6 separate regions of the Mus musculus genome follow, and all the other regions are linked to region 1. A link is a loop called in an ENCODE intact Hi-C map of the cell type or tissue named here. Cell type or tissue: left cerebral cortex. All regions are shown on one strand.

Region 1 (5,000 bases):
TGAAGCCCCTTTACAAGATCCACTATGGGAGTGGAGGAGGAGGAGGAGGAGGAGGAGGAGGAGGAGGAGGAGGGATGCCACACACACAAGTACAAACTTGAAGGCAGAGAGATTTGGAAGGGGCTACCAGGCAAACCCTGGTGGCATGATGCTGAGGAGCAGAAGGGAAAAGAGCCTTGTCTCTATGTTTTAGGTGCTTAAGGAAAAAAAAAAAAAAAAAAGACATCCTGCAAAAGGGTCTGAGGGAAGCGGCTGGTACTCACGGTTTCTGCGTTGCTGTGAATCCTGAAGGTGTTCTGTTGGCACCGGGCGCTGAGCCAGGGGCAGGCGCTGGAAACAAAAGGGAGACACACACACAAAAATTAAAGTCAATTCAATGGGAATATTAATTGCTGCTCTTGTGGATTTTACAAAACACACAAACTGTTTTCATTTTTGTTCTTTTTCTTTTTTTTTTTTTCTTTTAATTGTGGATTGGCGCGTGCCCCTTTCGCATGGAATATACAAGTAGTTTGGGATTTACAGTCCAGTTACGGGACTCAGGATTAACTGCGCTGGCATCTTTTGGGCATATCCTTCCTTTTAATGAATAAGCTTTCGCTGTTAATGAGGAATAATCGTTTGGCTAATGAGCTTTGAAACATTAAGAGAAAAGAGGTTTTTTCCCCCCGTTAATCGCTCTGGTGCGACTGCATGGATGGATTACAAAAGACAGCACTAGTGCAGTACAAAGGTTGGGGGAGCTCCTTGGGAGTGGGAGAAGCACCGAGTGGGAGATGTGCCCCTGCATCTCTTCTTCCTTCTCTCTTTCCCCTCTCTCTGCCAACTGCTATGGGTTTCCATAACTCCGCAATCGAAGTGGATGGTCGGGAAGGATTATTATACAGAGTAAAGCCTCCGCTGTTAATGTCTCCAGTGTTTAATCATCATACAGTAGGATGGTTTTATGCATATTTCATTTGCATATCATTAAACTACGTTAGCGAGGGGGCACCCAGAGCCGAGAGGAGCACAAAGTTGGGAAGACAGGGAAGGAAAAAGAGATTCCCTATGATGCTTATCTTCAAACGGGGGCTTGTTCCTTCCATGATGTGTCTTCTGCCTTTCTAAAATCATTATGACTTGGAAACCTTTGAAGTTGGATACAACCTTGGATTCCTCTAATTCCTGCAGAGCGGTATATTTTTAAGATCGGCAGCAATGTCCCTGCACTAGACAATTAAAGGAATATAAACTCCAGTGGGCTGAGACTAGTAGCTCTTTGGGGAACACAGTGGCAGGAGCTTCTACAAATACCAACACTTAAAAAAAATCATAATAAAGAACGTCATACCAAAAACAAAGAAAGAAGACAAGAGATTTTAACATGTGGATTATATTTGTTTTGTTTGGGGGGTAATAAGCTAAAGAGAGTGAAGAAGTCATTGGTAATTTATCCCCTCATTAATGAAGTCACCCTTTTTATTTGTGTTTGTTTTTGTCCTTTAATTGTGAAGACCGGTGCTGTCGCAGTTTTGAAGAGGTTAACCAGTTATTGTGTAGCTCTGATCTTTCCCCCACCCCACACCTGACAGAAAAGAAAGGTGGTGGTTCGGGGAGTTGTGAGTACTGGGGATGTCTGGGGGGAAGTGGGAAATACAGTGAGTTCTTTGTGGATCTTATACATGCTCAACATATTAATTGAGGGCTTTTAAAGTTCCCTCAATAGGCTATTTCATTCTTGGTAAACCAGCAGCTGGTTAGCCACTGTTGGTGACTCTTCAAATATCACTTTAACGATTTTTTATTCTGTTGCCGTCCATTTTTGTTTTGTCCGTAGCCAAGAAGGAGAATGTAATACCGCTCTTTCTTTACCATGCCCCTTCCGTCTTCTTCGTGTCCTATTTTCGAACTGTGAAACGGTGTTGGTTTAATATTGAATCCTGGTGCACGGCATAACTGCACAACTTGATTTGGAAATGAGACACTGGCTTATATTTAAATTATCTCCACTCCTCCCTTATCCTCCAAAGCTTTGTCTCTGCTATGAATATTCAGATGAGACATGATGTGATTACACTGTACAATTACTCCTATCCACAGTGGTGGCAGGCGCTGCTGGGGAGAAAGAGCCTCCAAGCTAGTGTGGAGTTTTGTTTTCGGTATTTTTTTTCTCCTATCTCCTGGCACCTCGGCACATGCAGATGTCGCTGTTGTTCTTTATAAAGCTCTAATGACATGCAAAGGCATAACGACTTGGTTTGGATGCAAAGCATCAACTGAGTGTTATGGATGTCTTTAAGAAAGAGAAAGAGAAAATCCTGACTGAAGGAATGTCCACATAAATTATTTTTATTTAAATGAATTCAAAGGATGGGGTGAGGGCAAGTGAGGAGTCACATGGAAAACATGCATAATATTAATATGCACAAAGAATTCTTACCGAGGACAAGCGCCTCACTACAGCTCATGGGACAAACAGGTTCATTAGGAGACAGCTCTGAGCGGCTACGGCATTTTGGTATTTTGATTTTTTTTTTCCCCTTAGTTTAAACGAAGAGTCAGACAGATGTGCCTTCTTTGCATGAGAGCATTGAGATGGATCCAATCTGTGAAATTTGCTGCCCAAATAGCATTTCTAATGGAACCTGGGACTAAACAAGGGCTTGGATGTGGAAGGGAGGGGAGAAGAGAGAACCCACGAAGAGGAGGCTACTCAGCCACTGCGAGGCTTTTGGTAGCACAGGAAGCTGTCAGAAGCCATCTTTGCTCCACTGGTCCCAGGTGTGGGCTCCAGATCCAGAGAGCCATCAGGGTTCACCAAGATGAACACTGAGCGGGCCCTTGTAGGTCTGAGGCAGAGGAAAGCGGCAACAGCAGCAGCGGCTCGGTGCCTACCCCCCTACCCCCTCAGTGGTCTTCAGCCCAGAAGCCAAAAGCACAGCTACTCCTTTGGGATGCAGTAGATTGCCTCCTGGTCCAGGTATTTGTGGAAGAAGGAATATCTTGGTGCTATCGAAGAGTGCGTTGCTAAAGAGCAGACGGCATCATCCGCTGCTTAAGGAGGCCTGATAATTGCGGTGCTGGTTGGTTCTCAGGGTAATGATGTCTTCTGGGCTTCTCTGACATTTCGGAGTGCTGGCATTAGGAGTCTCCATTCAGTGCATGTTTACGATAGACAGAGGTAGGCAGACAGCGACTGAGTCTGTTGGGTGGATTCAGAGCTAGTAACATATTTGTACCACTTCTCAGGTTTCAAAGGGGTAGCAGAGGGTGAAGCAAGAAGTTAGATGGAAGATTTTGTTGATTTTCTTGGCCAGGTGGATAGTCCAAAGTACTTTGATAAACGGGTTAAATTTATATCTTTTGTTTAAATTATCTGAACAAAGTCTAAATTTGATCTGTATATCTGCACAACTTTTCTACTTAAGGCTGGCCTAGAACAGGTCCAATTGTAATTATGTTATAAATTGTGATTTTTCACCTACAATCTCCATAATTTCCATCACACACACACACACACACACACACACACACACACACACACACACACACACACACACACTCTTCAGCTATCATGGCATGTAAGTGTTGTTACAGTATAGCAAAGTACAAAGAATGGAGAATTAAGGCTCTTTGGAAAATTTCTATTTAATCTTAATTATTCTAGCCTCTAACCTCTTATTTCTCCATTGCCAGAATTGTGGGTGTTAAATTTGGAAATAATGCACGTAAAGGACTTGGTGCAGAGTCTGTAAATAACACATCTTAAATACATGGTAAATTTTGTTATTGCTATTGTTGCTATTTTGGTGTATCGTTTAGTATTTGAGAGAGTTAAAAGAAAAGGGAAATGTTTACTTCTTAGCTATACAAGGTATCGTGAGAAAGATTAACTAGGCACATAGAGTAAATGCTGCCCTGGCATACGTGGGTATGAGCTTCAGTCTGACTTCCGACTGCAGATCATTTATGTGGTATTTACTTTACTCCTCTCAAATGAATATATATGCCAGTCATGTTGGTGACATCTGTGGTCTGATAAGAGTTCTACCCTAGTTTGTGAGAAGGGCACAGGACTGAGACATGGTCAACATTTGATCCCACTGATAAGGCGCTGACCAAGTCAGTCTTAAAAAAAGAAGTTCTACTCAAAATAGTAAGGACATTAACTATGTTCAGTTATCCATACCTAAATAATTCATAAAGGGATAGTCTCTTTCACCCCCAGACTCTTCATAAACCTTATTCACAAATCTGTAATGACTGCTACTGACTTCCTGTTCAGCTTCCCAGATGGTAATAGCTTGCTCAGATTTTAATATATTAGCATACTTTTAAAAATGCAAATTATAGTTTTTACAGATTCCTTATAATTTTCTGTAAACACAATCCATCCATCTCTGCACGGCTGTTATCTTCATTCCCAGCAATCACACACATTCGTTCTTTCTCATTTAGCTTACCTCATGAATGAGGCCATGCAGCTCAACTCTGCAGAAACTGAATGGGTGTGTGTGTGGGGGGGGCGAGAACGCTTGCTTTGTTTCCGGTGTTAGGGGACACCATTGCTTGTTTGATGACTTACTGTAGGCTTTCATTTCTCGCCACTAAGACACATGCTCTACGTTGGGTTTCCTTGTGTTCCTCGTCACCAAGAGTGTTGTTTTTTTTTTTCCCTTTTTAAATCACGAGTGATTGCTAAGCTTTGTGAAATGATCTTGCTTCCACTGAAACAAGTAAGAGCTTAAATAAAGCTGTTAGCACAGCAAATTATGATGATTGATTTTCACTGTTAAACGAGCCCTGCAATCCTAGGACAAATGTCACTTTGCTACGATGTACTTATCCTTTACATAGTATGATGCATGACTTGTTAGCATTTCGTTAAGGATTTGTAAATCAATGCGAATGAGAGATATTAGTATATGATTTTTCTTGTAATGATTTTGGTACTGTTACCAGGGTACTGCTGGCTTCGTAAAATGGGTTGGTGAGAATTCCTTCTCCAGTATATTCTG
Region 2 (5,000 bases), 1.3 Mb after region 1:
CACACACACACACACACAAACCCACCAAGTGGCTTCACGGTCCACATCTGGCTCCCAAACTGTCATTCATTTGCAGGCACAGCAGCTTAAATATTGAAAGCCAATTTGAACTTAAAATATATATATGCATATATATATGTGTGTGTGTGTGTATGCATATATATATATATATACATGATATAATAAATCAAACTAAATATAAGCCTTGGTAACTTTATTTTTAATGACTTTCAAGAGGAAAAAAAATAGGTAAGGGAGAGAGATCAGCTGGGCGGGTGTAAAAATTGTTAATCTTAAATTTCTACAAACCCGAGTGTCAGAGCAAGCATGTACAGGGCATCAAGCATAACAAAAAGAAACGAGGTGGGGGGAAGGGGTCCCCGCACTCGCTTCCTTGAATCCCTCTGAATACATTTCACAATTCATCAGTTTTTGTCTTTCCTGCCTCGAATGAGGACAATCAGACCAGACACCCATTAGATTTTTCATGCATTTTTTTTTCTTGTTCATGACATGTTGGCAGGGAGGATGGCAATTCTGAAATCTTACCAAATGAGAAAAATGTCAGAAGCTGAACTGACAGCTAGTGGTTACTATGGTGATCGGTGATGCTGGGGGAAAAAATAAAATAAAATAAGACTCGGTTAATTCAAAAGGAATCAAGTTGGGTATTTTTTTTTAAGCCAGTTGATAGAGATGCAAACTTAATCCTGATATTGGGACATTATCTTCTCCAGCTAACAGCCAAAGACACCATTTAGCTTAAATAATAACTAAATACATAGCTCGTAATCTTGTGATTAAAAATAATGGAAAGAAACGATATTGATAAATGGAAGTCAAATACTATTAGCAAATGACTATCAGAGAAATATAGTGTATATTTAGTGCAAAGAGGGTTTGGGGTGGGGCTTGTGGGGAGAGAAATGTACAGTTTTAGAAAAATATTTTTATAAGAAAAAGATGGAAGCCTCATGGGGGGGGGGACTTTATGGTACTATAGATTCACTTAAAACACACAGGCACATAAGCCAGGTGTTTTCCTTGCCAATGCTCACCAAGGCAAAAAGAAAGAAATATAACTCTGTTTCAGACCAGTTCATAGAATTCAACTTCTTTCATTTTAGAGGGTATTTACAGAAAGTCTTATTGTGAGGTTTTTTTTAAGTATATTTGTTCTCCGTATCATTTCTCTTTTTTGTTAAAATCAAGTTTCATGTACTGATTGTTCTTCTGAGCTTCTTACCACCGGCATGCAAAATGATAATCTGGCAAGAGGAAGAAAGCAGCCATAGGCATCTTCCCTCAACACCATGCAACAAGGACAGCTGCTGGCTCAAACAACCACTGCTGTTATTTCACTGGTCTAAAAGAAGAAAGAACGTCATGAAGATGACTTTTACAATTAGCTAAAATCATTAATCAATTTTTGGTCTATATGTAATAGACACAGAGTCCCAGATGATTTATTATTATTATTATTATTATTATTATTACTATTATTATTATTTAAAGAGATTTTTAATTAATCAGTTTACAAAGATGTCAAGTGTGCCAGGGGTCAGCCTAAAATGAATGCCACACAGATAAACAATCTCTGCTCCAGAATAAAACTTCATCAAGGTCTCCCTTCACACCCACACGAAACTACTTTGATGATAACGGCAGCTTAGTGCCAAAAAGGTGGGCTGCAGAAGATGAAAGGCAGCTCTCATTCTGAAACAGTGCCATCTGAAAACTTTCCTTGCTTGCATATTTTATCCATGTCCCACACTCCCAGATCTAGCCCATTTTTTTTTCATTTGCTATAGTGACATTAAATTATCTATTGCCACCTTTCCCCACCTTCCCTAAATCAAATCTTTTGAGAGTTACAAGTAACTAGCAAAAACAAGATTCTTATTTATAACCTCAAGCTAGTATTTAATGCAAGGGAGAGGTAGAGGTAGATGTTAGCGAAGAAGAAACTCGGGAGGGGGTATATATATATATATATATATATATATATATACACATACATATACATATATCACACACACACACACACACACACACACACACACACACACACATATATATATATATATATGCAGCACTATTGGCTAAGGGAAGCCCTTCACTGAACAGACTACAATGCCATCTACTGGGAAAGTGAAGCTCGGCCTCATTGCCAAGAGCAAAGCTAGCTTAAAAGGCTTACAGACTGGAGAGACAGGCAGTCTTGCACTTTCTCTGTTGTAAAGGGTAGGAAATCTTTGCATGTATCATACACATATGTATGTGCCTATCATTTGGAACATCAGTCCCCATTATAAACCACTATGTTCTTTCTCTGAGGCAAGCCTCCTCCCAGCGGTTTGGTTTTGTTTTGTTTTTAATTTTCTACCAAGTTCTGCTGTCTTCAGTTCCCTCCATAACAAACAACACCCAGAAACTAGAACCACCAGGGAAGCAAGGGACCTTAGGGTCCATTCCTACCATCTCTAGCTTGTGAATTTCACAAGCTGTTTGTGCTACAACCTACTCTGCAAAATTTTGGGGTTGTTTGGGTTTTTTTTCCTCTGTGAAATCACAATAGGGAAGCCGACCATCCATCATGGTGGAGCTGGGATGAAGAACAGCCAAGACAGAGAGCCTTGGTCCTGTCAGCATCCAGTCTCTGAGTGGTCTTTAGCTGTGTGGGATGAGACTTCCGTGGTGCCTCATAAAACACAGGCATCTGCCCAGGTTCCAGGAGTTCCTCTCCCGTGTCTGCATGCACACCCTCTGCTCGGCCGCACTCTTCCCTTTCATTTCATCCTCCTCGAGACATGATTTTCATGAGAATCATGGAACAGGAAGGATGTTTAGGAGACCACCATCTCAGATTCTGCATACAAAGCCGTTAACGCTAAGGGGAAGAAAAGCTAAGGGGCTAGACAACTCTGCTACACCTCCAACAAAACGAAGCTACATCTTCACAACCGCTTGGGGGAAAATAATTAAAATAAACTCGGTGTATACCCAAAAGTCTCTGCAACATTTTGCAACTGCGGGTACAAACATAAGAAACAGCAGGGATACCCAACTTGCTGTTAGGGTCAAGAATTCTTTATCATGGAGGGTCAGCCTGTGCAGTATAGGATGACAAACAGGACCCCTACTTTCCACTCAAAAGATGTCACTAGCCCCACTACCACCCCATACACATGGTGTAATGACCAGTTAATCTCTCCAGACATTGCACATCGGCTGGGGAGGGGTAGAAACGGCAGAGTCACCCCCTCCCTGTTGGTAACACTACTACAGAATACCATTTAGAGGAACTATAGCTGACTCTGAATCATAGCAATGCATGGAAAGTCACTTAAAAAAAAAAAAAAAAAAACGGCAGAAGACTAGGGTAGAATCAGTGTAAATCTGAATCCAGAAACCTGCATCACGTAAATTCTTTTAACTGTGGGGCCAGTTGGAGATCCTGGCCTTCCCAAAGGCCTCTCTGGACAGTTCTCATGGTGGAGGAAAAGGGGAAGGCCACTTCATGGGTGGGAGCTGTTAGACATGTTCTCAAAGCAGGGGTCAAATATGCCATCATGACAAGGTCTGCAGGCTCAGGGAACAGATTAGAGAGGAGGTAAGAGATGGAAGAAAGTCAGGACTATTTTGGTTTGTTTTGTTTTTAATTATTTTTTTCTATATAAAGGCAAAAATATAAAGTGAAAAAATAAGTAATGTTTAAATATGGGCCCTCTTTTCCCCGTAAAATAGAAAAACCCTGTTATATATAGTATATAACAGGAAAAAGAACCAGGAAATAATGAAATTTTAATTTCCTAAATTGGGAATGCTATTAACAATTTTGTTTATAATTTCAAATACAGTATCAGGCTGTAAGATAAAGAATTGGAAAACATGGGAGGGCCATGGGCTATACATTCAGGAAGGCTAGGAAGCTGGGGATATGGATCAGTGGAAGTGCAATAGCCTACAGCCCTAGCACGAAAAAAAAAGTCAAACAAGCCATATGAGGTGAGCTACTGAAATTTAGAGACGTCACGATCCGGTGCAGAAGAGTATGAATCTGTATTAATCTGAAATGTCTCTAACCGGGTCCTTGCAGGTACGGTTTCCGAGTGAGCTGTATCTGCCTTCTGTCTCTCCCACCGGATGCTGCGCACAACTAGTGTGGCCCACCAGATGCGCATGGCTGCTTCCACTGCCTTGCCATATCTACCAGAAAATCTCCCAGGTTTGCTAGGGAAGTTGTCCACAGGGTTGGAATCCTTCTGTGGGATTCAACCTGGACAGTTGAGCTGCTGTGTCAGGTGCCCTGTTTAGCAACATTTCTGTGTGACACACCAACGAGGCTGAGAATATAAACTGTACAACTGACATTTTTCTTCAGTACTCTAAAATCCTGCATTTTCTTGGAACAGGAGAATGATGTGTGAGAATTAGAACAAACTGAATAGATGCAAAATATATTCACTCAAAAAAAAAAAAAAACAAAAAAAAAAACAGTCCCTGGTGCCACCTTCTATAAGGCTGGTGGCTTTGTGGAGTGTTTCTTTGAAAGAACTGGACCACACATACGCCCTCATTCACAGTGACTCTATACATGAACTGTCTCCGTATTTTTTTTTTAAAAGAAAACTCAGCTTGTGCGGTCGCTGCTAGCTCAGAGAAACTCCCCAACTATTTTCACATTTCATTCACACAGTGGATGGGGGCCACAGTGCAGAGAAGACAAGGCCCTGGAAAAAGAGTTCCATTGGTGGGGACACACAGAGAAGTCTCTCTCTAAGGTGCTGTAATGAGTTTCTTAAATGAAGCTCGATCGCTAAAGCAGTGTACATGGACCCAGGAAGCTTTCTGCAAAAGATTATTCTTACACACACATGCACACACACACACATGCACATGCACACATGCACACACACATACACGCACACACACATACATGCACACACACATGCACACACACACATGCACACACACACACACACATGCACGCACACACA
Region 3 (5,000 bases), 170 kb before region 1:
TTGGCTGTTTTAACCAGAAGTGATTTTCCCCAGGGGACACTTGGCAACGGTAGGAGATACCTCTAACTGTGAAAACTCTCTGAGGGACATAGCACTCGTGCGTGCTGGGTGGAGCCCGTAGGTAGCGCCGAATGTAGGATAAAGCACTGGGTACCTCTTTCCTTCTCTGCTCTCCACGAGTGTTCTTAGGGCTGAGGTTGAGAACCACTCTTTCTAGCAGAACCACTGAAATGGAAGTCCCAACAACACCCCAAAGGCTCTCTAAGTGGGGGAGGGGGAGAGGGGGGGAGGGGGGAGGGGGAGGGAACAAGGCCACATATTTCCGGGTTAACACCACCAGCTACGCATATATTCCGCAATGTTTGAAAGAATTTGAAAGGCCATTTGTTTCGTTGGACTTGAAGGAGCCAAAATTCGTGAGCCGAAAGAGCCAACATTTGTTCCGTGGTAACATTTTCATTGTCTACCAATCACAGCATCTCTACCCATCATCTTGTTAAAATCTCTTACAGTGGAGCCGTGGAGATAACTCGGCAGGTTAGGTGCTTGCTCCGCAAGCTGACATGTATTGGATCCCCGAACAAGTGGATATATATCGGATCCCCAGAACCAACAGAGATGGGGGACAAAGAGAATCATCACCATAAGTGTGTCACCTGACTGCCACATGCACATTTCCCACAATTATAATAATTAAAAACAAATAAATGTCTTGCCTAATGTGTAGTATTGAGATCCCTTCCTTTGTCTCCTAAGGATCGTTTACCCTGCTAAGACACAGTCATGATTTCCGTTTTTCTTTTCTTTTTAGTTGTTAGTGTGTGCCTTTGTTTTTATTCTTCTAGAAGAGAGCCTAGAAGAGAGCACAGAGCTGCGGGGAGGCCCTGCTCTGGTTCACAGTGATGTCTACTTCACCATGGTTACCACCCGGCACCTCTGACAACCTCCTGCTCTCTTTAGTGCTTGTAAAGGAAATTCCCATGTTTAATATTAAAACAGGAGATGAACTTGACCTGACAAGGGTTTTTGGGCACCAGGAAGCTAAGCACAAAGGAAATCTTTTGGGGGGGGGAGGCAGATTTTTACCCCCACGGGAGTCAGAACACAGCAAAAGAGAAATGCAAATTACAGAGGCAAAAAACACCTACCAGATTACAGCAGGCAGACTTTGAACAGAGAGCAAGGCTATCTACACCTGCTAAGGATTTAGTCTAGAAGTAAAAGGAAGTCCTGTTTTCTTCCTGGTGTCTGCTGTGTCTGGTAGTCTGGGGCCTAGAGAGTCTGACATTCTCGCTGAAAGCACATATGGAGAAGAAGAAAGCTCTATCATTTGTGCCAGAAGCACCCACTTTCTTTGCCAGCTCCAAATGTCTCTGTTAGTAAGATAAGGACAATTCTGCCTTCGTATCAAATGCTGGCTGAGGTAGAGAAGGTTCTGTCTGTCAGATACATGTATGTTCTTTCCCATCTTGCTTTTTTAAAAAATTTTAATTCATACTATGTTTCATTTCATTCCTGTATTTCAAGATTATAAATGTGCGACTCTCTGGGGGTTTTTCTTTCTTCCTCCGGGTGTCTTTGCTGGAATCATGACTAGCCACGCTGCCGAGGGTGCGTGGCAACAGAAATGTGTGCCGAGCTGAGAGAAAGGACCTCGGCATTAGCCTGGCACCTGCTGACCTCTGACTGAGTGTCACAGGACAAGTCACTTTTCTGCCATCTTACTACAATTAGGACTGTACCAAATGACCTCTAAGGACTTGCTTACAGCTCAAATACTCTCTGGCTTTTAAATCTTCTTTTATGTGCACTATAACAGCCATGCAGCAACGACAAATTTTCTTCATGTGCCTATTTTATAGCCATTTTATGGGATTATAGCATATGTGTGCTCATATGTGTGTGCGCTTATATGTGTGTCTCTCTGTTACCCCCCCAACACACACACACACACACACACACACACACACACACACACACACACACACAGAGGATTAGTGGTAACCACTGTAGATAATATAAGTGTAATAATCTGTAAATACAACTTGTACACAGAGGATGCCAGGGTATTTAGATGCCTCTGTTGGAGAACACATGTAAGCATCCATCACAGGTATAAAATAGCATCCTCTGAAATGCCATTTCTTCCTTCCCCCAGGACAGATAAAGCGCCTGCAGACTCTCCGACCAGCCACTGAAACAGCCATGAAAAACCTCACGCTTTTCTAAAGCAGGACAAAGCTTTGAAGCTTCAGCGTCTGCTCCCCAGCATCCCCTGGCTGTGAGGAGGACAGCATTTCCCTAGTCAAAACAGCCTGGCTCTATTTATAGTGCTCACGTCTCCAGATAATAAACGGAACTCGCGGGCTATGCTCAGATCGCCTTCCTTCAGCCACCCCACCACTTAGCACAACGCCCACAATGAAAAACAAGGTCTACAATTTGGAGCCGTGGCTCTAGTTAATTACCTCAGAGGAGACAATGACCACCCTATACTTGAAGAGCCAAAACCCGGAAAGAGTGTCTGATACCCTTTGTTTGCCTTGGGTTTTTAGCATCCCTCTGGCTAGTTCACTGGGCTTGGTGGGTTTTTTGTTTGTTTGTTTGTTTGTTGTTGTTGTTGTTGGGGAGTAGGGTGGGTATTTCTTTAAATGATTCTAGAAATATCTCATCTCCGTGGTTGGAGAGAGGCTGTGTTCATCAGCTAGGTAATGTTCTTAGCAGATAGCGCTTTAAGTAAGGACAGCAGACAATACAGCTTCCACGGAGACTACTACAATTCCCTTCTATTCTTTTTCAAATGTTAAGTTTGTATTAGGTTATTTAATAGACCACAATATATTCAGTAGGTACAGAATCCATGGCCCCAAATGGCTGCGTTTTAATTCTATCCTTCTAGTCTGTTTTAACTAAGACGTTTTCTCCTGTGCATATAATCTTCATTATCATAGAAGTTATTTTTAATTTATAATTAACATAGTCTCTGTCTCATCATGTATGCCTTGATCGACTTGGACCCTCCAGACACATCTTATCTGGTACCACGTTGGCTGGGTCCTGCAGTTCTCCAAACATACAGTAGGTGTCTATCTTAGCCTTCCTTATCCCTTCACTTTCTTTTCTAGTCCCTGACACTGGGATATAGTGCATAATTCCAAAATGGCAGCTTTTTGAAAATTCACCTTGATTATCAGACATTAAAAGTGACTCATCCCGCAGTGACTGTCTGGCAGAAGGGATAGGATCAGACAGCAAGACAATGAGGGGACTGGGAACATTAGCGCACTAGATTACAGAGCCATCAAAAATACCTTTGTTCTGTCAAAGATCCAATCATTTGCTAGTTGTGTTCTGTGGAGGAGAAAGAAGGGGGGAAAATCCACCAAACAAACAAACAAGAAAATTCATCTGAGAATTAAAAACCTCCTCAGATCTCTTTATCCTAAGTGGGGAAGGGACGTAGCTGATGATCCATTTCAAGAGCAGGCAAGGTGGAGCTGCGTCTGAGCGGGGAATCTGTATGTAGCAGCTTTTCCCCTCAGTAGCCATCACACTTTGCTTATGACCTTCTGCCCTTTGCGTCTCCGGAAGAGCGGAAACTGCCAAGTTCAACAGGGCTTGGTTTTGTCTGTGTGTCTGTACTGAGCCTGACTCACGGTGGAACAGTTAGAAGGAATGATCGCACAATTAGAGCGTTTTCATTCAAAGCGCAGCTTCTGATTTCCATCACGGTATATTAGAAAGCTAAGCAAGACATGTGTGATGGGCTAGAGGGGCAGATGCTGAGGGAAGCTGTTGGCAGCAGGCTTTCCACAAGCATCCAAACAGGCGTCTGTAAAATAGCAGAAGGAGCCTCGCAGAGACCGTGGATTCTGTATCAAGCATGTATGTGTGTCTCTGTGTTCAAGGGGGAGAAGGGACTGGGTGGGCAGTAGTGTCCTTTTCAGGGAGCCCTTCTTAGGGAGCTGCCCAGGCAGGTGAGAGGAGAGTGAGATGTCCTGAATCTCGGAGCTTCTCATCCCCCAAGAGACGGAGAGGCCAGATGGGACGTGGGTGTCTGGCTTCCTTCTCCCTTTCTTAAAAAAAAAAAAAAAAAAAACCAAAAAAAACCCACAATTTCCATCATTTGTCTATGAACTCAGAGGAGGAGTTTATCAGTCATGGAAAATGCCCCAAAGGGGCTCAGATCAAAGGCAGACTTTGAAATGTGTACTTAGGTGGATCTCCCTGCCAAATACATTAATGTGATTAAAACACAAATTCCATTGGCAGTTATTCCATCTGTTTAGGTGATGTTGGTTGGCAGTGCCATGTACCGGTCAATGGTGGCCTTTTACAGAGGAGTGCCGAGTGAATTTAAATGCTCTGCCGCACACGGATGCTACCTGCCGCGCTCTGGGAGGATTTGGAGGTCTTATTTGCTGGCAGGGCAGGGGAACCAGCTGCTGTCACACCACACAGGGATCTAGTGATAAGAATGGCTTCCTGTTCACTGCCGTCTCGCAAATGGATTCGTGAAAACAACTCGTTGTGATTTTCTAGGTGTGGTTGGTACACGGGGGCTTGCTACTTCTTGTATCCTCCCCCCTCCCCATTCTTATTTCTGCCTTCAGGTACAGAGCACCTCCATGACCACCCCCACCCCATTTATTACGTCGAGCATCAGTGAGTACATTGCTTTATGGATGGAAGGAGACAGACTCAGCAGAACCCAGCACATACTCAGACGCCCAGTATGTTTCTTTGGATTCACAACACACTCCTTGAGCATGGTGAAAGAGAAATCTATATAGTTTAAAGATCTCTGCCTAAACCTGACCAAGAGATTAAAGGGGAGGGCTAAGGGGGAGGGCCCAGACCAATCTCCACACACCAGCACGCCTAACAGAGATAGATTTCTGTGTAAGTGAGTGGGGGGAGAGAGACCTGTGCGCTGGAGTTTTCCATCAGCGGAATGTTAATGAGCCCTAAAGGTTACCTCCCACTCATTAACAAACAGC
Region 4 (5,000 bases), 1.3 Mb after region 1:
CTCTACCTCCAACAAAGCCAATATTCAGTAAACATTTACTTCAACCAATCAACTCCTGTGTTTTCTTTCATAGTCCCGCCTCAAAGTGGGCGTGGGATAGTTCATTCAGGCCCCCTTATTGTCTAGAAGGTGCTCTTGAGCTACTTTGTAATATTGAGTGTTTATAGGAAGGTTAAATTCTCTTTTCTACCTCCCCGTATAAATTTGTCTGTACATCATATTTAGGGATAAAAGTAGGATCTCTGACAACCGGTTTGTACACAATTGAGATTCGCTGCTACACTACCATTTCCAAGAACTCAGGGACCCGGAGGGAATCTAGACTGCCGGGCATTGGACAAGCCAGGTGAGTTAGACATTCCCTGTCAACTCTGAGGCTGAAGGCAGTGCCGGCAACAAAGCACTGCCTCCAGCCAATCCTTGGAGCCAGGAAGCATCGCTCCAAGTAGAACAGGCCACGCATCTGCTGGGTCACGTGAGGGGAAGACGTGTTACATGGAAAAAGAAACCGGAACAAGTGCAGGAAGAGAGAACAGGCGAAACTACATTCACACGAATCTACCCCAAGCTTCAAAACAGCTCTTATTCCTAAATTGCAGGGGAATCCTCAGAGAAGTACCCATAATTCTCCCTGTATCTCTTAGACAAGGCCTGACTTAGAAAGCAGCATTTGAAAAGGCATTCACAGCCAATTCCCTTCTCTTTGCTTTGCTCATAAACTTAGGAGAAAACGCATTCTGAGACACAGCCCTCGATTCAAATAAACTTCAATGTCAACTCTAGACTCTTGATGTGTTAAATGTTCTCCTAGGTGTTGGTAGCCACAGTAGCTGCCCTCCCCTGTCTTCGATAGATTTGGACATGAAGCCGAGATTTCAGGCAGCAGTTCTTGTGTGAAAAACAAAAACACTGACACGTAAATATTTGTTCCAGGGACCCTTTCCCTGGGTAGACAAACAACTGTCTCTCCACTACTTGCCCAACCTAGATATTCCAGTACCTTGCCAGACCACCAGGTTATTTGCAATTAGGGCAGAATTCTATACAGTTAGCTAAGAGACACAGGAAGGAGTGATTGAAATCGGATAAGGGTCCAGTGACCCTCTCACACAGGCCCGTCCATGAGAGAACATCAGCAGTCTCACGGTAAGGCTCTCTTGTGTTTACGTCAGAGCGGTTCTGATGAAGATGGGGAGTCGGCTTGTTACCCTTAGCCCTACACAATAACATTTCACTGCTTTCTCCTTAAAATCCATATTTAGTTTCCCATAAGACCAACTACAACCCATTGTCCTTCTTTTCTCCATCTGAGAAAAAGAAATCCCTTTGGCTGGCCATCTGAAGGAGCTTGCCATCCATCCTTGCCGATCTTCCAACACTGCTCTGTATTTATTGGCGAGTGGGGATTTCAAGACGGTCATCCAACAGAGGGATAGGGATGAGTCTTCAACATGGGTAGTGTTTTAAGTCCTGATGGTTTACCTTCTTGGCACGAATGCACAGAAAGCCACTCGTTAGCGGAGTCAGCTCGGCACGTGTCCCTGTTATGCCAGATTTGAGCCATCATGCCATAGCCTGCCTAAGAAAGAAGAAATGCTAGGATCTCGGGCACCAGGAATGAGCAGCCTATTAAGGTCTGAAAAGCTGTCATGCACACTGAAAAGGACTTGCATCAGCCACCCAGGATATATTTTAAACCGCTTGTCCACAAGAAACCTTTAATAACACAGCCTTGCTCTGTCTGGTGAGAGGAAAGGCAATTTTACTTCTTCTATTAACCCAACGTGATTACAATGGCTTATTTCATGGAATATTAAGTTCAAATTCTGCTCCCTAGGAGGACAATAAAAAAGAGAGAGTATGTGTGTGTGTGTGTGTGTGTGTGTGTGTGTGTGTGCGTGCATGTGCATATGTATGTATGTGTGTGTATGTGTGTGCGTGCTTATGGCTTTGCCCTAAATAGCCACAGGACCACAGATCCTTGTTGCTTTAAGGCATCCAAGTCATTGTTTACCATAACTCGGTGATGGTGAAATAAATGAATGGCCAAATAATAACCAGAAAGAGATGACAAGATGGGAAGCAAATGTTTATCTTCAGAGAGGGACCGCGTAGCAAAGCACATGACTGTCCAAGTGCTCATTGGAAACCTTTGGCAGCAGGGGGTCTCATGGTGAGATGTGCCTAGGCTAGCCCTGCCAAATCAATACTCAGGTCGAGAGGTAGCTCACAGCTTCAAAGCACCTGAGCCAGACAGCATTGCGACTCCCACGGCTCATTTTTACTGCAAATGTCTAACTACGTAGGTAGGATGAGAGCTACGGTTAGCTACCCAATAATCCTAAGAGCCAGTAAGTACCCTCTCCCTGGTTCCCAGAAACCGTGTCTAACACTTGTTCTTAATGGCTTCCAGTCTCCATCCAAAATGGCTCCTTCCTGTCCTTCAGCTAAGCACATGGGAGATAGAAGAGAATCCTTTCAGAGGCAGGGAGGCAGGAAGTACACTCTCCTTGGTTAACGTGCACGATTTGAATCAGTGCGTGGAATGACAGAAGTTGGGCAGTTATCTTTAAGAAATGAAGTTCCCAGCATTCCTAGCGTGAAACCAATTCTCCATCTGGGGTTACCACAGACAACGTTAATTTCATAGGATGGGAGCCACAGAGACTTAACTAGCCACAGTGTCTGTCAGCTACGGTGGTAGTAATGATGGTGGTGGTGGTGACCAAATTAGCCAGGCCTACACCTCACTGGGAAACATCCAAGTCATGAGAAAAAAAAAAAAGAAGAAGAAGAAGAAAGGTTTTTAAATACATGAGAAAGAAAACCCTCTCTGTCTCTCTGTCTCTCTCTCTCTGTGTGTGTGTGTGTGTGTGTGTGTGTGTGTGTGTGTGTGTGTTTTGTTTGTCTTTTTTTTTCTATAATGGCAATTTTAAGATAAATCCAAGCTGAAGGAGCACACGCCAGTGGCTCAGAAATGTCACGTGACCGCAGTCGTGTGATTTGTCAAGATTCTTATTTTTTACAGTGTGTGTGGTGGTGGGGGGGAGGGGAGAATTGCATTTACCTTTAACATTTTTATTCAAGAAATGCAAATGGTAAATGGGATTATAGTCAAAAGTCAATGAACCCAAGGAATGTTGGAAGTTAAATAGTCATAGAAATAGGGCCCTGGCTGTGAAGGGGGTGAGGGAGACGGCGTATGAGTACGATAGATAATGCGTATTTTCACCCTCCTTAGAGGAGCCCTCTGATTGTGGCTCACGTGAGGAGACCATCTGATAAGGCAAGTAAGGCTAAATGGCAAACGGCAAACATCTCGTCCCGGTGAATTTCCTCAGCCCTGACCTTCAGATAAAAATCATACAGAAATCTGCAAAGCCTCCACATACCCAGCACCCAACACTGCCAACATTTTCAGACACAACAACAGCCAGAAGGAAGGGAGAGAGAGAGGGTGGGGGGAAGCAAAAAGAAGAAACAAAGGTACAGCTACTGAAAACAGTTTGCCTTTTGCCTTCAGTGCGTCAGGATTAGGGTCAGCCGACAGAACTCGATGGCTGCTCTCACCATCTCTTCTGCATGTGAGCGGGCACGTGTGCAAAGAACACATGGGCTTGTCTATCGTTTTTATACGTGTATGCAATCAGGTTCAAGTGTGTGGGGAGTTCACAGGAGATATATACATACTGTGTGCATATTTAAGACGGAGGGGGGGAGGAAGACTTCAAACAGTAAAAATTTATTGCACTGTGAAATTAGCTAAAATTATGACAACTGTAAGAAAAAAAATTATGCGGGCAAAATTTGGGTCTGGTGGAAGAATTCTTTGATGTCTGGATTCCAATTTAACCCCCGACTGAGTTCTAAGAATCAAATGAACAAAGTATATCATACAGCCCGAGTCTGCCTGTCAACGCTAGTCATCATTTTTTATTTTATTCTTTCCAGCTGCATGTGTTTACAAGACTCTTCTGACGTTTCCTCCCCTCAGAATGTACACAGTGACTGCTACGGGCAGTTGCCAAATGCATTTGTAAAACAGCTCAACCCCGTGTTTGTTTATTCATTGTGCGTCTCCATCGGTCTCAATAAATATGCACCACTCTAATTTTTTACATTTGCTATTATGTCAGACCTCCGTATATTTGACTTATGTGTTTACGTGTGAATATAAACAACCCGCATTTTAAAAATATCTGAAGGACATGCCGCACATAAAATGGCATATTCACATGCAAAAATTCGCATTGCTGCTCGCTGCTTGACTGTCTAGAATAGATTCAAAGGGGTTGTTTTGTTTTGTTTTAATGATGAGGGTTATACTGGCGGAGTTTTCAAAACATCCCCAAATGTACAAATAATATAAGATTCCTATCTTGATCCGAAACACTGCTTGCTTGCGTGTAACTGAACAGACTCACAAATGCCTGCTTCACACACATTAAGGGCAGTAGTGGATGACAATGGTTACATTGTACTGAAGAACTGCCTGAAGACACCGCAAACAAACACAACTGTACCCTCTTCCCGGGTATACGCCTATCAAGTGAGCTAAGTCCCCAAATATTTTAAGGCAGTTATAAATATTTAAAGAGTTAATAATAAATCTAGGTTGCTTAAAGAATATTTCCAAGTAACATGAAATATTTACTTTCCTCCCCCTACCCACCCACCCCATAAAAAAGATAAGATTTATCACAAAAATGTTTGAGGAATAATCAGCCATTTTGAGCTAATATATTTTAATATTTATACACATAATACATGCTGAATATAAATGATACATGGTGATTTCCCATAGTGTATAGAATTTATACAATTAACCGCAAGATCCAATGGCTTCCAGGCACGTAAGGGGCAAACACACTTACAAGGTTTCACTGATTATTGTTATAAATCTTATAAAGCGTAAAAGCATTAAAGTATATTCTGTTTACACCATTCATTACAAAGCCCGGCATATAAAAATATTATTTTTTTATTAAAAGATTTATATT
Region 5 (5,000 bases), 530 kb after region 1:
CCCCCCACACACACACACACACACACTCATTTCAGAATCTTTCTATGACTGAGCATCTGTCTCCAGACTCCTCTCAGCCCACCTCTGTTCCCTGTGTTCCACGTCTGGATTTAGAATCCCAGGCTGCCAGTGGATGTTGTGATAACAAGAACCAGGCTTCCAACTCCCTACTGCAGTCTCTCTCTCTCTCTCCCTCTCTCTCTCTCTCTCTCTCTCTCCCTCCCTCTCTCTCTCGATCAGGTTACCTCCGAAGGTCTATGCTTTCCTATTTAATGCAGTCTGGGCCACAGCACTCCAGCCCAGCCCACTGGAACTCGTGATTTTTAGGGTTTCCCTTGAAACCTATCCAGAAACCACAGCCATTAAAAGAACATGAAGGTTTGACACCTCCTGAATTTAGGAATGAGGGGACTCTAGGGGCCAACTCTACAAACTGGGCACCTGCTGCCTGATGGCAAAGAAACAGTTACCCCCAGCTATGGGTGAGCTTCAAATTAGACTCTTATTTACTTAGTGACTCGTCACCAAAGATCTCAAAGCACGAAATGAAGTGAGATGAAGATGACGTGTAACTTCCTCACCATCTCTCTCCCAGGCTTAAGTCTGGTTTCCTTGCTGTGTCTTGATGCCGTACACCAAGCAGGCCCTGGCCTTCCCTGCCTTCCAGATGGGAAGCCTATATGCTCTGGGGTTTATATATCAGTGGCTCCAAGAGAGTCTTCAGAGGCTGATAAATGAGAAAATGCAAGGGGTGGAGGGTGGGGGGTGGGGTGCCCTCCTGGACTCACCTGCTCTCCGGTCACCTTTAAACCAGTTTAGCACACTGGGTACCACCACTAAGGCTGGCTGCTGAAACTCCCTTTGAGTGTGCCATGTGGGCTGTGGGCTCTCCCCTGAGGGTAAGATTTCCCATCACCATCATCATTACATAGGTACGCACAGGACAGAAAAGGCTGTTATCCAGAAAGCTTGTTTCTCTCTAAGCCTACAAAATGACTTTGAGTTGGATTTTGTTTTGGTTTTGTTTTTGGTTTTTTTGTTGTTATTTTTCTTGTTGCTACCCTAACTTGGATATCTCTCCTCTTTAAATGGAGTTTAAAAAAAAAATCTTACCTTTCCTTCGTACTTCCCGCCCCCCAAAATAAATGCTGTACCGGTTCTGGCAGAAGAACAAACCGAAATTAGAGAGCAGCCAGGCCAAGATGATCTCCATAGGTCCCGCCAGCTCTGCCCTGATTCTCTCTTTAATTACTCCCCAAACAGGCACATTCTTCACATTGCTGCAAACTGACCAGCGACTTCTAACACACTCTCACTCTCTCTCTCTCTTTCCTTCATAACCGCCCCCCCCCCCGGCAGCTGAAGGTGTGTTTTAGACCAAAGAATCCAAAGTTCTCAATGGCACCAGTACCCCCAAGTATTAACAAGGTAGGAACTAACCCAAAAGCAGGAGGAGGAGGAGGAGGAGGAGGTCGGGAAGGAAAAGCAAGAGGAGATAGGAGGAAGAACGTACTCTGGTGCCCAGCAGACTCTAAGCCACTCTCTCCCCAGGTAGGTTCCTCCTGGAGTCTAGGAGTTCAAGTGCATCCAAGCCTGCCCTTCCCCCACACGCCCCAAGAGAATGGGAAGTTCAGCCAAGACTCACTCGCAGCACCTGCCTCCAGCGCTAGGCCGGCTGCGAGCGGCGCGGCGGGGGAGGGAGGCTGCACTCACCTGGCACACAAAGCCTCCGTACACCTCAGGAGGAAGGAGGCACTCGGAGGTCCGGGGGCCACCACGCCGGGCAGCGCGACAACGGGAGATTCCAGTGGCAGCGGAGCCCCGAACTTACCCACCCCAGGCGGCATTCTCCCCACCTCCCGCTGCCCCCCGGGCTCGGCGGTGGCGCAGGCTAGGAGCGAGGGGCCTGGCGGCAGGGGCGGGGCGCGCATGGTGGCGGCCCGGGGCTGGCGATCTGCGGGCTGCCCCGGGGAGGGAGGTCCCCCAGGCGCGGCGGGGATTCACCCACGGGGCGCGGCGCTGCGTCCCGGTCCCCGTCCCGGCCTGCCCGCCTCTCTCCTCCTCCTGCGCCGCCCGCTCGCCCGCCCGCCCGCCCGGAATCGCTTTATGTAAATGAAGCTCAACTCGCAGTTTGCAGCGCGCACCGCCCGAGGAAGGGGGGCGGGCGGGGCGGGGGGCCTTCGGGGATCCACATTACACAGCAACAAAGCGGAAGGTTAATTTGAAACTCACAGCCCCGCAGCCTCTCGGCTCCCCGGGCAAAGCCTGACATCTACAGTCGCGCTGGGCGCAGGCCGGGCTGCTCGCGGTGGCCGCGCCCGCGCGCCTGCGGGGACCTGGGGACATAGACGCACAAACACACAGGAGCAGGGCCGGAGCTGCCGGGCCCGGGCTCCCAGCACCAGCCTTGGAGGCGGCCTGGGCCGCACTCGCCTGGGGACAGGAGCCTTGGCTGCCCTGGCCTGCACCAACCCAGGAACCGGCCCGGCAGGAACAAAGCCGCGTCCCCGCGAGGCACTGACCGCACCGCTCATCAAAAGTCAAAGGCCGGCCTGGAAGAAACGGACGCGCCTTCGGCCACCCCCAGTCTCTCCCCCAAAAGAGAAGAACAAGCAGTCGGGGCCTCCGAACCCTGATCCATCAGTCTCTGGGCCCTGTCCACGTCAGAGCCAGGCCACTCTAACATGGGGACTTTAGCCAATGTGGACAGGAATTTATTTGAAACACACACCCATCCTATTAACTGCTTCACAGAGCACTTCTGTTTTTCAGCTGCAGAAACTTACGAAAACATCCCCTACTCACTCACTCTCCATTGAGAGTTTAAGGACAGTTTCTAAGGAGAGGGGGAGAAGAGGAGAGCAAGAAACGACTAGAAAAGGCCAAGCAGCCTGGAACCACCCGCTGTCAGGATCAGGAGACTGCCCTTAGGAGCCACAGAGCATTTCAGACAGGGCAAGAAAGGTGGCCCGGCTCAAGACGATTCTACCACCAGGATCAAACCCAACGGGGCTACCTCGGCTGGTCACAGCGACAGCTGGGCACTTCTAGGTCTCCCAAGGTTCACCTTTGGCGTTCTGTTATGCAAAGGCAGGCCCCCTTGAAATCTCACCGGAAGGCTCCAGTCCTCTCAGACAGAATTCCACCCTCCTCCTAAATCTAGTCTTCATTCCCAGCATAGAAAGACACCTGCTTTTTCTCTTTCTGAAAACCAGCCACCCAGGCTGCCCCCGGCAGCCGCGAGTCTTTTCCTACTGCACAATAATGAACCATGCAAGTGTTAGAAATATAATAAGCTCACCCGGCGAAGAGCAGAATGTATGGAATCGTATTTGCATTAAACACACACTAACAGGGAGGAAAGGGGGAGGCTTGCTTGGTGAAAACTACAGGGCCCCAATGTAGGAAGCATTTTGGTACAATAGAATTCGGTTTCAAATCGATGTAAATACCTAACCTGTTGGGCGCAGTCTGTTACCCTGTCTATATTTTAGCACAAGAAAAAAAAAAAAGATTGCAATCGCCGTCTCCCTTCCCCCACCCCAAGCTAGGACCTTGGGAGAAAAGAGCTGCCTCTGGGGAATCATGTCTGATTAGGGACAAAGGAGGGCAGAGGCCAAATTTAGTCAAACTTGGGGAAGGGGGAGAGCAGGTCTGGGGGGGTTGGGGGAGGATGGGTTTTTGAGCCAGAGTATGGCCTCCATAGACCTGCTTCAGGCTGCCTGACCTCGGGCTCAAGAACAGGTGGTGTTTTCAAAACACACTGTTATTTATGTTAGCCACACGAGTCAGGAACACCTTAAAGAAAACCAATTAATAATTTAATTGAAAAAGTGGCAATGAATAATGCATAAAGACGAGGAGATAGGCAAGGTGGGGGGGGGGAGAATCTCCTCTCAGAAGATGACCCCCCCCTCCAGAAATCTCTTTGGGAAAACAGAGATTCCAGACCCTCAGCCCTCACCTGGAAGCTACAGGCTGAAGATGCAAAGCCAACAGGAAACTGCTTTCCACTCCTGGAAAACTGAATTTTGCAGCTTCCTCATGAGTTTTATTCACGGGACAGCCTCAGAATCTTGTAAGGAGGTGAGTATAGGTGGGGGCATGGGATACACATTTTGACAAAATGAAAGCTAGAAAGGGAAAAAAAAACACCCCACAAGACAGGATCTAAAGTAATGAGAGATCCTGAGGAGGGGGTGGCAGTAGAGGGCCTCTGCCTTGATCCTGCCTCTGTCCCAGGCCCTGGGTCAGGCCTTCTACACCTCAGAAGCCTGACAAGCAGAAAAAAGAATGACCCTGATCCCCTTTCTTTATCTCAACCCTGCAATAACTACATGCATGACGAGGCCTACTCAAGCCTGTCTTTGTTTAGACAAAAATTTAACTTGGAGAGCCACAGGCAGGTAACCTACAGCCTGGAGACCGTCGTGAACAGGATGGACTGTGAAAAAAAAAAAAAGCTGGGGTGCTCCTGCCTCGGGGGTAACTCATTTCCATCCAACCAAAACAAGAGGGAATTCACAAGGCCCACGCTCACATAATGAAACCGTCAATTTCTCCGAAATCCACGTTGCCAATTCTGTCCCCAGACTCAGGACAGGGCAGCTGTCTGATGTTAAACCCAGGCCTGCCCAGCACTGACAGCCTGATATTCTGGGGCAGCACCCAGGACGCAAGGACAAAATAGAGCCACCGCCAGAAAAGGCAGGCCCCTTCACGGGTTTCTCACCGCCCTTTCCTTCCCTGGCCTCAGCTCCCTCACTCGCTCGCTCGCTCGCTCGGCTAGAAAGCCTCACTGACAGCCAAAGGATAAATATTTAAAAATAAACCAGGGAATGCTAGCCCCTTCTCTTCTCCTCCCCTTACCCATTCTCCGAGCCAGAGGTCTGCCCACGAACGCTTGAACGCTTAGCTGGCTGATAAATGACACCTCTCCAACCCAGCCAAACCTGCTTCCCCACCCCCAGACTCGCTCCCCCACCCCCACCCCCAGTGCT
Region 6 (5,000 bases), 220 kb before region 1:
GGGTGTGAGTGCTACAGGAGTGGAGGAAGCCGATTCTATAGTACGGACACAGGCCACCCTATTTTAGGACCATCTGAGTTTTATAAAATAACTTCTGGATGTTCATGCTTTAGATCTATAAGCAGCGGCCAAGTTTTAGATGATGATTTGTTTAATAACATGAAGAATAACTTGTTAGACCCTATTTGCTAAGGTTAAAAAGATTGGATATACCACTTCTGGGTGTACACCCAGACAAACCAGCCAGCAATACCTGTTCCTTCATGGCTACTGAAGCATGATTCACGCTAGTCAGCTGACAGAGCAACCATCGATGGATGAATTGATAAAGACAATGTATAGTATATATATATATATATATATATATATATATATATATATATGTATATATATATGTGTGTGTGTGTGTGTGTGTGTGTGTGTGTGTGTGTGTGTATTCTAGAGTACCATTCAGCTGTAAAGGAGAATAAAATCATGCTTTCAGAAGTAAGTTGGGATGAGTTTATCACATTAACGGAAATAAGCCAGACCTGGAAAGACAGATATTGAGCATTTTCTTGCATGTGCCAGGTCTAGATTTTTAAACAAGTCATCAAAGCGAAGTGAACAATTTAGGAAGAGGGTGGGGACTAATTCAGGGTGAAAAGCTAGAGAGGATAGTGAGCAGGTGATAAGATAAACACGTATTACACGTGTGCATGAAAATGTCACCGTGAGACCCGCTAATTTGCATAATTAATATGCGCTAATGAGAACACTGTTGTTAGAGAGAGCACTTGAAGAGTTTTGACATTGCCTATATTCTATTATTCCTCTATCTTTGGGGAAAATATCATAGATTGATAGCTATTATGAAGACTTTTTTTAACCCTTTGTTATGCTCTCTGGGGATGGGAACTGATTTTACATTAGCCTTAAAAAAAAAGACAAAGAATTATACACAGACACCGCAAAACCCCCAAAGCCTTCTGTTGAATGCAAAGCCAAACATCTGTGTCACCCCTGGTTGTACTCAAAGAGCACAGAGCCTCTCACCATCACACACTAACTGCTACCCCCCCCCCATGCTGCCAGGTGGTTCAATATTTTTAATTCCGCGTGTCATTCTAATGTCCCCGAGTGGGAGAGAGTATATGGTGTCAGGTATAGTAATTACCAAGGCCTCTCTTTTATTTGGTAAAAAGCTAGCCAAATATTTTCATTTTATAGTCCGAGGTCTCTTGGAGCCCTTGAAAAATAATGGCCGGTAGTTCTGCAAGTTCATTAAGCGATTCCCTCAAGGCTGGGGAGCGTGCATTGTCTGGCCTGCTGTTTTACATATCGTGCCGGGTTTTTAAGTATTCCCTTACCTGGTTTTGTTTCAACATCTATATTTAAAGGTCTTCATTACTTCCTAATTATCTATGCTCCTGTCCTTTATTTTTTCTTGTTAAAGACTAATTTAAAAGAGCAGTGCAGTCTCTCTGCCACTCAGTCTCCATTAATTTCTCTCCCCCTTTTATTTATTAGTCCGGCTAATGCTCCGCCTCCCCAGTCCAGGCCTTGCCTCTAACCTTCTTAGTGGCATTAACTCATTTATTTGGCTTCCTCTTCTGCTCTTTTCTTTCTTTCTTTCCTCGATGAGCCTTAGAAAAGCCTGCATTCACTCTACCCTCTTCCCCACCCCCCCTCATCCTTTATTTCTGTGGCGGGCTTTCTTCCACCTTCAGATCTTTCCAGCATCCTTTGTCAAGCCGCTCCTTGCATTTTTCATTCAAGACATCCTGGGCTTTGTGGCTTAACTGTGACTAGAAAACTTTGTGCCCTTGCCTGGCGTGCTTTCTGGGCTTCTTAATTCCGCCCAAATTGGATTTCTAAAAACCCCAGAGTTGGTGCGAGTTCCTTCATGTTTCCAATACAGAGATCAGGGCATTCACCTGGACAGCGCATCTCCTGGTCAACAGCATCAAAGATCGCTTTCAGGCAGGAGGGACATGGGATCCAGGCAAATCATTGCTCATGCCTGGGGCAGGATATGGACTCTCTTACACCCAAATGGATCCTCTACCATTAAGTGAAATAGTGGTCCAGACTGTTGACCTTAAACCTAGTTTTCTGGGCTGGGAACAGGCCAGTGAAAGGCACAAGGCCTCCTGTCCGAGGGTGATGCCAGGGAGTACAGATCACAACTTGAGTTCCTCTTAGTCTGTGACTGAGGGAGCAAGTTTAGATGCATCAACCCACTGGTTTCCTGTTGACAGCGTATAGACATTGGGGACCTTAGGACAGCTGCCCTACCATCTGCAGCAGCCATGAAGGCATGCTCTCCAGGTGTGAGGAGAGCACCTGCCACAGAGCTGCAGTTAGCTGACAACTCCCCGCCCCGCCCCTCCGGCTGAGAGTGACCCCCCCTGGCTGGGAGCATCTTCAGAGCTGCCGCGGAAGATGGGTCCATACACCGGTGGTACCAGGGCTCATTCTGGCAGTACAAGGTGCCTCTGTGGGAGAGCGCTGTACCATGTTTCCCTGTTGTAATGTGCTGCAGTTGAAGCGCCCCCCTCTCCTTTTACAGATGCTGGGCCCGTGTAACAGAATGAAGGCTCTTCCCGCTGTCCCATTCCTCGGACCTCTGCCTCTTGCTTCAGATGTCACCCTTCAGATGTCATTCCAGCATCCTGCTTCCTGAAGCACCTGAGCTGATAGAGCTGAGTCTCCCTTTAACCTTGTTAGCCCTCTTCTACCTCCCCCGTCCCGTCTGTCCTGCCTGGCACAAACTCGGCCGTGTGAGAGTTCGCGTTGCTTTACGGAGAACTCAAATGCTGTGTAGGCAACTCCAGACTAAATAAAAATGGAATTAGGGGTCACCTCCAGTTTGGGATTATGTTTACCATTACCCTCATTCATTAATGTGTCTAATTCATCTTACTACAGTTTGATGAAATTGGACAGTTCCCAGGAAGAGAGCTTGTACTTAAACCGGAGCATCACTAGGTGATGCTGCAGCCCCACAGAAAGGCTGCAGTGGGGCTACGCTTGGTCAGAGCCGGCGGCTGGGGGGTTCTACCTTTCTCTGGCTGGGTATGGATGTCAAGTCTGTACTCCATTCCAGAATTCTACTCATCTCCAGATAAGGGGATTCAGGCCTCTAGAAGACCATACTAAATCAGTCTCCACCTCTCCCTTAGAGCTCGTGGATGTGTGTGTGTGTGTGTGTGTGTGTGTGTGTGAGAGAGAGAGAGAGAGAGAGAGAGAGAGAGAGAGAGAGAGACAGACAGACAGACAGACAGACAGACAGATACAGATACAGACAGACAGACAGACAGAAGGAAAGAGAAAGACTGGGGAGAAAGCACAGGAGAAAGAATTTTTGAAAACCCTTGGATTGACTCAGAAACAGACTCTGCAAGTGTTTATCACTCACCCCATACTTCTGGATGGACAGAACATTGAAAGTTCAACAGTATCTTTACCCTTTGCTTCTGGATATGGGAGAAAGATCAACACAAGGGATATTGACACCGCAGGCTCTGTCTAGACTCCCCCAAGAAGAAGCATGTTCAAGCATCGCTTGTGTAAGAGAACACGGAGACAGAGCACAGGGTACCTGGACTGCTCATCTGCTGAGCTTCCCATCATCTCTGCTGAATACAGAACAGGAAGGTCCCTGGCCAGGCTTCTGGCTTCAGTGCTGGCATCTTTGATGCTGCCGCCTTACTTTGCACTTGCAGTCAGCAATCTGCAAGCATAACACCTGTCTTGCAATTCCTCATAGGAAAGCTGCTGAGTGGGACTAAAACTTTAACCTTACACTTCACCTCATGCCCATCGGTGACAGCCATCCATGCACACACTCTGCTTAGAGCAGCTGCATCGACACATTGATGGATCTGTGCTTTAAGAAGAATTTCTTTTCTTATACAGGAAATAACTCCTTGGTGGTATAGAAAATGTGTTCGTATTAGCCGGGCCAAATTCATTCATGCTTCCATTAAGGAATCTCTATAGCTACTAGCCCAATCTTTACATTCTTTAAAACTACTGTTCTAGTTTGTCTTGCCCCTATTCTTCATGAATAGCAGGTCGGAGTTCCCCATAAGACTTCTGGCTCAGTATCTCACAGGGAGACATTAGGATGTCAGTATAATTCCTTTTTAAAGAAAGCTTTGGGTTGGGGCAGTGGCTCAATCAGTAAAGTATTTGCTGCGCAAGTATGAAAGCCCATGCTTGACTCCACAGCATCTCTGTAAACATCAGGCACGGTGGTATGTGTCTGTAATTCCAACACCAGGGAGGCAGAGACAGACAGCATGGTCCTGGGAGCCTGCTACCCAGCCAGTCTATCTAGATAGGTGAGCTCCAGTTTCCTAGAGAGATTCTATCTCAAAACAAAAACAAAAACAAAAACCAAAAAACCAAAAAACCAAAACTGTTTGGAGACCAACTGAGATGCCTGCCATTGTTCTTTGGCACACCTGGACACTTGCGTAGGTATGTGTCCGTGCACACACATACCCACAGACAGCCATAGTATCACTAGCCTGCTCGATGGTCTACGGGCAGCACTTGCCAAATTTAGTTGGTTTTAAGGATGCAGAATCACCTGGAGATTCTGACTCTGCTGGTCTGAGACACACTAGCGATCCATATTTTACACTAGTAGTAGCCTATGGCTCTCACAGCTAGGCAAGGGCAGGAGACACTGCCTTGCTTTACATAATGGGTTCTGGCCACAGAGCTGCATGCGATTGTAACCAGGCTTAGCAGAAGCCACGAGCAAAAAGAGAGTGTGGAGATTTTGAGAGAGAGAGAGAGAGAGAGAGAGAGAGATTGAGAGAGAGAGCTCCATCTGTGAGTCATGGGGTGACCTCACCAGGTAATTGGGCACCCAGGGTCACTGCAGCCACCTGGAAGCTTCTGATAGAGAAAGCTTTGGGGAATCTTTTATTAACATATTTAATATGCCTGACTAAGGGGAAAACATACACAAAGCTAGGAGGCCTTGTTAGCAAGCCATCCCTGCA

The links. A loop is a pair of places that touch in the nucleus more often than their neighbours do. Peaks named below come from ENCODE experiments on the same cell type or tissue, not always from the same donor. Only the 100,000 strongest peaks of a DNase experiment are listed, where the experiment ranks them.
Region 2: a loop joins it to region 1, with 26 times the contacts of the local background. A loop is called at or near these places in 2 of 42 quality-filtered maps.
Region 3: a loop joins it to region 1, with 10 times the contacts of the local background. A loop is called at or near these places in 6 of 42 quality-filtered maps.
Region 4: a loop joins it to region 1, with 4 times the contacts of the local background. A loop is called at or near these places in 2 of 42 quality-filtered maps.
Region 5: a loop joins it to region 1, with 2.2 times the contacts of the local background. A loop is called at or near these places in 5 of 42 quality-filtered maps.
Region 6: it touches region 1 in a loop (8-fold over the local background); 2 of 42 quality-filtered maps call a loop at or near these places.

What each region holds. Positions count from the first base shown.
Region 1 is chr8:109,245,187-109,250,186 of GRCm38, reverse strand. It overlaps D030068K23Rik (RIKEN cDNA D030068K23 gene), which reads right to left. Exons shown (of 10, transcript NR_126329.1): 9 at 264-330. It overlaps 4922502B01Rik (RIKEN cDNA 4922502B01 gene), which reads left to right and starts at 442. Exons shown (of 5, transcript NR_151498.1): 1 at 442-1,427. In left cerebral cortex, a CTCF peak has its summit at 2,186; DNase peaks (open chromatin) are centred at 295, 769, 1,689 and 2,125; H3K4me3 peaks cover 2,430 bases; H3K27ac peaks cover 1,563 bases.
Region 2 is chr8:107,953,237-107,958,236 of GRCm38, reverse strand. No RefSeq gene overlaps it. Among named protein-coding and RNA genes, the nearest start is that of Gm39242, 120 kb to the right of the region's middle. In left cerebral cortex, a CTCF peak has its summit at 2,167 (motif pointing left); a DNase peak (open chromatin) is centred at 2,163.
Region 3 is chr8:109,415,509-109,420,508 of GRCm38, reverse strand. It overlaps a transcript of Pmfbp1 not described here. Among named protein-coding and RNA genes, the nearest start is that of Gm35145, 43 kb to the left of the region's middle. In left cerebral cortex, CTCF peaks have their summits at 2,258 and 3,062; DNase peaks (open chromatin) are centred at 2,287, 3,080, 3,947, 4,749 and 1 more place; H3K4me3 peaks cover 203 bases; H3K27ac peaks cover 3,388 bases.
Region 4 is chr8:107,959,645-107,964,644 of GRCm38, reverse strand. No RefSeq gene overlaps it. Among named protein-coding and RNA genes, the nearest start is that of Gm39242, 130 kb to the right of the region's middle. In left cerebral cortex, no CTCF peak of the experiment used is centred here; no DNase peak of the experiment used is centred here.
Region 5 is chr8:108,712,044-108,717,043 of GRCm38, reverse strand. Zfhx3 (zinc finger homeobox 3) reads right to left here and starts at 2,400. Exons shown (of 10, transcript NM_007496.2): 1 at 1,714-2,400. In left cerebral cortex, a CTCF peak has its summit at 2,298; DNase peaks (open chromatin) are centred at 119, 1,734, 2,314 and 3,031; H3K4me3 peaks cover 1,498 bases; H3K27ac peaks cover 937 bases.
Region 6 is chr8:109,465,703-109,470,702 of GRCm38, reverse strand. It overlaps Gm39246 (a long non-coding RNA gene), which reads left to right. Exons shown (of 2, transcript XR_879182.3): 2 at 2,552-2,843. It also overlaps a transcript of Pmfbp1 not described here. Among named protein-coding and RNA genes, the nearest start is that of Gm35145, 7.0 kb to the right of the region's middle. In left cerebral cortex, a CTCF peak has its summit at 2,969; DNase peaks (open chromatin) are centred at 3,008, 3,782 and 4,768; H3K27ac peaks cover 36 bases.